Regions from separate parts of the Homo sapiens genome. Here region 1 is linked to region 2. A link is a contact called in ENCODE Hi-C or POLR2A ChIA-PET data. All regions are on one chromosome and are shown on one strand. The core of a region is the stretch at or near the end of the contact, and the rest is flanking DNA. Distances in the headings are between cores, read along the strand shown.

Region 1 (2,981 bases), core at 415-2,914, 87 kb before region 2:
CAGTGGCGTGATCATGGTTCACTGCAGTTTCTACCTCCCGGGCTCAAGCGATGATCCTCCTGCCTCTGCCTCCCAGGTAGCTGGGACTATAGGCACATGCCACCATGCCTGGCTAATTTTTAATTTTTTGTAGAGACAGGGTCTCACTATGTTACCCAAGCTGGTCTCTAACTCCTGAGCTCAAGCAGTTCTCCCACCTCGGCCTCCCAAAGTGCTGGGATTATAGGTGTGAGCCACCATGACTGGCCAAACAGGCCTAGTTTAGACCTGTTGTTTCAGAGTAATTATTATAAGCATGCTTTACATTCTCAAATGTGTCCTGGTTTGAACAATAAATTATATAGTCACCCCAGCTATGGGTGACTTTGCAGCGTGTCTTTTTTTCAGACAGTTGCTCTAATTATTCCCCTTGGGTAATCAACAAGATTGATAAGGGCTCAGCCAGGTGCGAGGCACTGTGCTAGGCTCTTGGGAGCACTACAAAAGAGGTGGGATGCCTGTAATCCCAGCACTTTGGGAGGCTGAGGCGGGCGGATCACCTGAGGTCAGGAGTTCAAGACTAGCCTGGCCAACATGGCAAAACCCAGTCTCTACTAAAAATATAAAAATTAGACAGGCATGGTGGCAGGCGCCTATAATCCCAGCTACTCAGGAGGCTGAGGCAGGGAGAATTGCTTGAACCCGGGAGGCAGAGGTTGCAGTGAGCTGAGATTGTACCACTATACTCCAGCCTAGGCGACAGAGCAAGACTACATCTCAAAAAAAAAAAAAGTGGGAGAATTTGTAGTCCCATCATAGTATTTCTCAACTGGCAGTAAATTTTGGAGAAATAAACACCGGCCTCCCCCTCCCCGCTGCCCGGTTCCCACACACACGCCACTGCTTTCCTCATTCTCAAGGTTAAGGCTTCCAAGGAGGTGAATCTGCATTCCAGGAATGTTACTGAAATTAACTGCTTTAACCCTCATCACCTGTGCCCCCTATGGTTCTGTATGGGGTCTCAGGCAGTGACTTGTACAGAGCTGGCTGTTTAAAAATCATCTGGGGAACTTGTTAAAAATAGAGATTCATGGGCCCACTGCCTGAGATTCTGATTCAGCACATCTGAGAATCTATTAAAAAAAAAATAAAAAGCAAAGCTCTCCAGGTGGCTTGGGCATGCAAGCCAGATTTGGACCCACTGGTGAGTCATCATCCTTTGACCAAGGCCTGAAGTGATCCACTGTTGCTATGGAAACCACTGATGTACACCTCAGCTAGATTGGATTTTTGGATTTTACTTCTTCTTTTATTTTTTTTTTAAGTACACATCTGTTTCAAAAATAGAGGGCATTATTTTTAGAAGAGAATATGTGTTTTCTCTCTCCAGATATTTATATTTAGAGAGAAAAAGCAAAGCCCCACAAGGCAGAAAATTTTCTCATCTGAAACCAAATTCAACAGAAAGCAGATGTCCCTCACTACGTTAGTCCAGCTGGAAAGAACTAATGAGCAGTTATTTCCTGAGGCAACTTTCAGACTGTCTGGCGCTTCTTTTAGGTTTCAGCTGCTATAAGGTGCCTGGATGGAGAAGACGGGCTCACGGGCTTCCCGGGTGGTTAGGGGACAGGCAGTGACTGGCCAGGATGATAGGAAGACTCTGGAGGCTCCATCTTGAGGCAGACCCAGAAAAGGATGGCCTGCAGAAGTTATTGTCAGAATGAAATCTACATGCACGCAGCTGTGCCACCAGGTGACGCACACTGAACCACCCTGACAGATATAGCACGTTTATACTCCAGGAATGAATGGAGGAAAGAGCAGCAGCCTGTTTTCCTCAGGCTTCAGAGGCAGAACAGATGGGGTAGAGAGAGGCTGAGACAGGGTTTCCGTAGCTTTACGTTGCCAGGTTGGCCTGATGAATTCAGAATTTAGCAATTCTGAGTTCTCTTTTGTTTCAGCTTAAAGATTAAAGCATAAAATGGTTGCATCTCAAATAGAAGGTTCTTGGAATTTATTGCTGTTCATAAATCCTGATTGATCTTGGGAAACCAAAGCAGAATTTCCCTTCCAAAGATACTCACTGGGATCCCTCATTTTGCCAGCAGCTATTATAGTAAAGGGGCAGAGACCCCCTGGACCCCCAACCCCGAGATCTGCCACATGGAGTGGCGGGATACCTAGCTACAATTCTGTGTTATAGATGGAGCTGGTCTTGTCTGAAAGAGGAATCATTCATTTTTGGTTCCCCTTCCCTCTTGTCCAGGCTTTGTCTGCAGAATTCCTTGGCTTCCTGAAAGGTACTTTTCAAGCAACTACCCGGCCCAGTGTGCTGAGTCTCTTCCAGAAATGATCCTAATGTGCTTCTCTTTGGTTCAGGGCAAGGAAAACCCAGCTCAGTCTCTTGAAACTGGCTCTCAGCACCCTCCATCCTGCCATCCGCACAATGTTCATAGAGCACCAAGATCTGTACTAATCATCTTCTTGCAAACCTTTTAAGCCCCATCGCCTCCTTCCCCAAAACCCTCACATCACCACAAGGGACAAACTTCCTTATGCTAATACAACTCACCTCCCAACCACTGTGTCTTTCCAATCATCAGCATAACTGCCTTCCCTCCACCACCAGCCGAATGTAGGTCCCTACTCCACACATGGTTGTTGGGGAAGGGCTTGTCCCTGGGGAACACTAGGATGATCTGCTGATTTCACATGAGAGGAAATATCTGACCAATTTAACTTTTCAGATCTACGTAAATAATGACAAATTGACGACAACAAGAGGGTGATATGAGAAGATGCTAGGAAGAAACACAGTTTTGAAAAGGGCTGGAGAGAATAGAGAAAGAAGTAATGCTCACACCACAACATCCCACAGACTGGTGTTTATTTCAAACCTCCTCCACTTCAGTTGTTATGGCTTGGCACATTACTGACCTCCATGTCTGGACCACTCAACTTATTCTAGGACCTGGGTTCCTTCCCCTGGATCTGCTGGGCCA
Region 2 (2,850 bases), core at 334-2,833:
CTTCCCAGAAGCCACTGGCAATATCGATCCCAGAGAGGAAACACCACCCTGAAGGCAAGACAGTGTTGGTCAGGCATGAGGCTGGGCAAGGCGTGTCAGCCACTTTCCTGTATTATTCATGTCGGCTCTGCCAGCAGAAATCTTCTAAATATTTAACATGCCACCTCAAGGTGCAGCGCAAACACCCCGCAGTCAGGAACAGCTGTGGAGAGGCCTTCACGGAATGACTTGGGGGCTGAGAGGCACAGACACTGGCTTTGGGAGGAAAGCCCTGAATGGTGGCGGGAGACAATGCTGAGATCCACTTCGGAAGGGAAAATCAGTAAAGAAGGGAAGGGAGATGGGTGGTGTTTCAAAACGTGGGGAGTGATGGTGCACAATCACTGGGGTCCAGAGCCCCGTGTTCTCAGACAAAGAAAAAGCCCGAGGTGCCTGCCACCCTCCTCCCCGCCTTAGACTCCCCACACCCATTTCAGCCCCTGCTAGCTACAGCAGGTGGCAAATCTGTTCTGACTCAGGCCAGGATGGTTAGGGAAGAACAGGGACTTGGAACAGCCACGTCTATCTCCAAAGGAGAATAAATCCACCGGGGAAGCTCTTCAAACGCCTACAGGTCCTGGGGCTTGAAGGAGAAAATCGGCCCCCACGCCCACCCCCAATGACTTCACACAGACCTCACCCTAGATGACTCTGCGCTCTCCTGCAAGGCCTGGGAGGTGTCATCGCCACCATGCGGGTGGCTGTCACTTGAAAATTTCCCGTGCATTCCTGGAGGTACCTGCCCCTGTCTCTCAATCCCCTGCAAAAGGAGTCGGAGCCGGGGGCTCCAGGCGTTTACTCCAAGATTCACATGCGTCTTCCCATGTCCCAGCTGCCTTTGCCGCTGTCGATGCAGACACCTAAAAAGGAGGATTTTTCCAACCCCACTGGGAGCCCCGCCTCTGCCTCTCCACCCGTTCCGCGCTGACCCTCCAGGCAGCGCCCCTGGTTCGTCTGCGCTGTCCTTTCCACCTGACAAAAGCTGGGGCGGCGGGGCGCGGCGCCGGGCGACCTCACATTTCTGCCAAAGGAGAGAGACGCGTGTCCGCGGTGCGCCCATTCGGGGCCTCTGCAAATCGACCGAGCTGAGGAACAAAGCGGCCAGCGCGCGGCGAGACGCAGCCCCCACGGAACCCCCGAGCGCCCCAGCCCTCGCCGTCCCGGCCCAGCCCCCCGCAAGCGGCCGCCGGCGCCGGCTGCCTCCTGGGCAGCAGCCGCGTCCTGCGCCGCCCGTCCGCCCGCAGGCGTCCTCGGCGGCTACTGTACCTGCTAAATTTAGCTGCGCCGGGTATTAATAGCCCGAGCCACTGGGACCGGGCGCTGTAGGGGCGCGCGCAGCCCGGGGCCGGGGGCGGGGAGGGAGGGGACGGAGGGGCGCGGGGGAGAAGGCCACTTACACCACCAGCCTGGAGATGATCCATGACACCATGGCGGGCAGGCGGGCGGGCGAGGCCCGGGCGGCGCGGCTCGGCTAGGCTGCGGGCGGCGCGGGCTGCTGCGGCGTTCCCGGAACGTCAGTCAGCTCACGGCAGCCGCCGCCAGACTGAGCGCGCCCGCCGCCCTGCCCGGCGTTCGCGCGTTGGCGCAGCCGCGGCACGTTCTGGCGGCGGCGGCGGCGGCCCCAGCCCCCCGGGGCTCGGCGGGCCCGCAGCGATTGGGCGGTGAGCTGGTCAGGGCACCCGCGGGCCCGCCCCGTCCCGCTCGCCCTGGCCCCCGGCTGAAGGCGGGCGCGTCCTGCGCGCTCCCCGGGGCACCGGCCCCGCCAAAGGAACCCTGCAGCGGCCCCGTTTGCAGGGCAGGGACCCGGGTGCTGCCCCACCCTCAGCGTTCCAGCGGAGAAACTGAAGTCCGAACCTGAACCTCGGGAATCTGTCTGCACCTGTCTAGGTGGGATGCTGTCATCCCTCATTCAGCTAGTGCGTTAGCCTCATAAAGGGTTTACCTGGATCCAGACCTAACCTCTTCAGTCTGTCCGTTGCTCAGCACTTTCTGCATAAGAAACAAACCTGGGCGCTTGCCTCCCTACTTAAAATTCTACAGAGTCCCTATATGATCGTGGTACCTGCCTAGAACCGTGTTGCCAAGACCATTCCCCCAAATAGTCCTCTAGCTCTTTTCCCTCCAGGCATCTTGGACTCAAATATTTGCTGTTTCTTCTTCCCTGTCAGTACACGCCACGCCTCATCGTCCTGCCTTGGTTTGATTCAGCTCCTTCTTCTAGGCTGGGCTGAAGGGCTACTTCTTCCTAGGGAAGGCCTTTCCTTGGGGGCTGCTCCGGGCCCTAGGAGGAGACTAGAAGCTGCGACTGCTTAGCACCAGTGCCCCGCTGAGCCACGTTGAACTCTTAGGCAAAAGGGAACTTGTGCACCCTATATAAACGTTTTTATGTATTTTTTAAAATACCGTATTAAATATTATGGTGGTTTTTTTTGTTGTTGTTGTTTTTTTATGAGACAGAGTCTCGCTCTGGGGTGCAGTGGCGCGATCTCGGCTCACTGCAAGCTCCGCCTCCCGGGTTCAAGCGATTCTTCTGCCTCAGCCTCATGAGTAGCTGAGATTACAGGAGTGCGCCACCACGCCCAGCTAATTTTTGTATTTTTAGTAGAGACGGGGTTTCACCATGTTGTCCAGGCTGGTCTCAAACTCCTGACCTCGTGATCCGCCCGCCTTGGCCTCCCAAAGTGCTGGGATTACAGGAGTGAGCCACCTATTATGTATTTTAGTTGCTGAATTTTATGGCACCTCTTAAATGTTGCACCCTCACTGAGCGCCTCACTCTGCTCACCCTAGTCCCGGCCGCAGATAGTACAT

The links. Hi-C counts contacts between places; a loop is a spot of excess contacts on that map. ChIA-PET counts read pairs that join two places held with the same protein, here RNA polymerase II (POLR2A). Pooled maps may share reads with other maps.
Region 1: a map of tibial artery shows a loop between it and region 2 (7-fold over the local background). The contact joins the enhancer-like site here to the promoter of REEP1 in region 2. A Hi-C loop is called at or near these places in 4 of 168 maps with a recorded cell type or tissue (IMR-90, ascending aorta, psoas muscle and 1 more) and 7 of 50 pooled maps. POLR2A ChIA-PET finds 5 or more read pairs at or near these places in 2 of 52 experiments (AG04450 and MCF 10A).

Annotation. Positions count from the first base shown.
Region 1 is chr2:86,248,502-86,251,482 of GRCh38, forward strand. All of the region lies in intron 5 of REEP1 (receptor accessory protein 1), which reads right to left. Among named protein-coding and RNA genes, the nearest start is that of MRPL35, 51 kb to the left of the region's middle. RefSeq lists a silencer at 1,458-1,507. Within about 2 kb of position 1,665, at least 7 of the 41 ENCODE cell types and tissues checked have a DNase peak (open chromatin) inside an H3K27ac peak, as active enhancers do.
Region 2 is chr2:86,336,043-86,338,892 of GRCh38, forward strand. REEP1 (receptor accessory protein 1) reads right to left here and starts at 1,584. Exons shown (of 9, transcript NM_001371279.1): 1 at 1,437-1,584. The coding sequence starts at 1,468.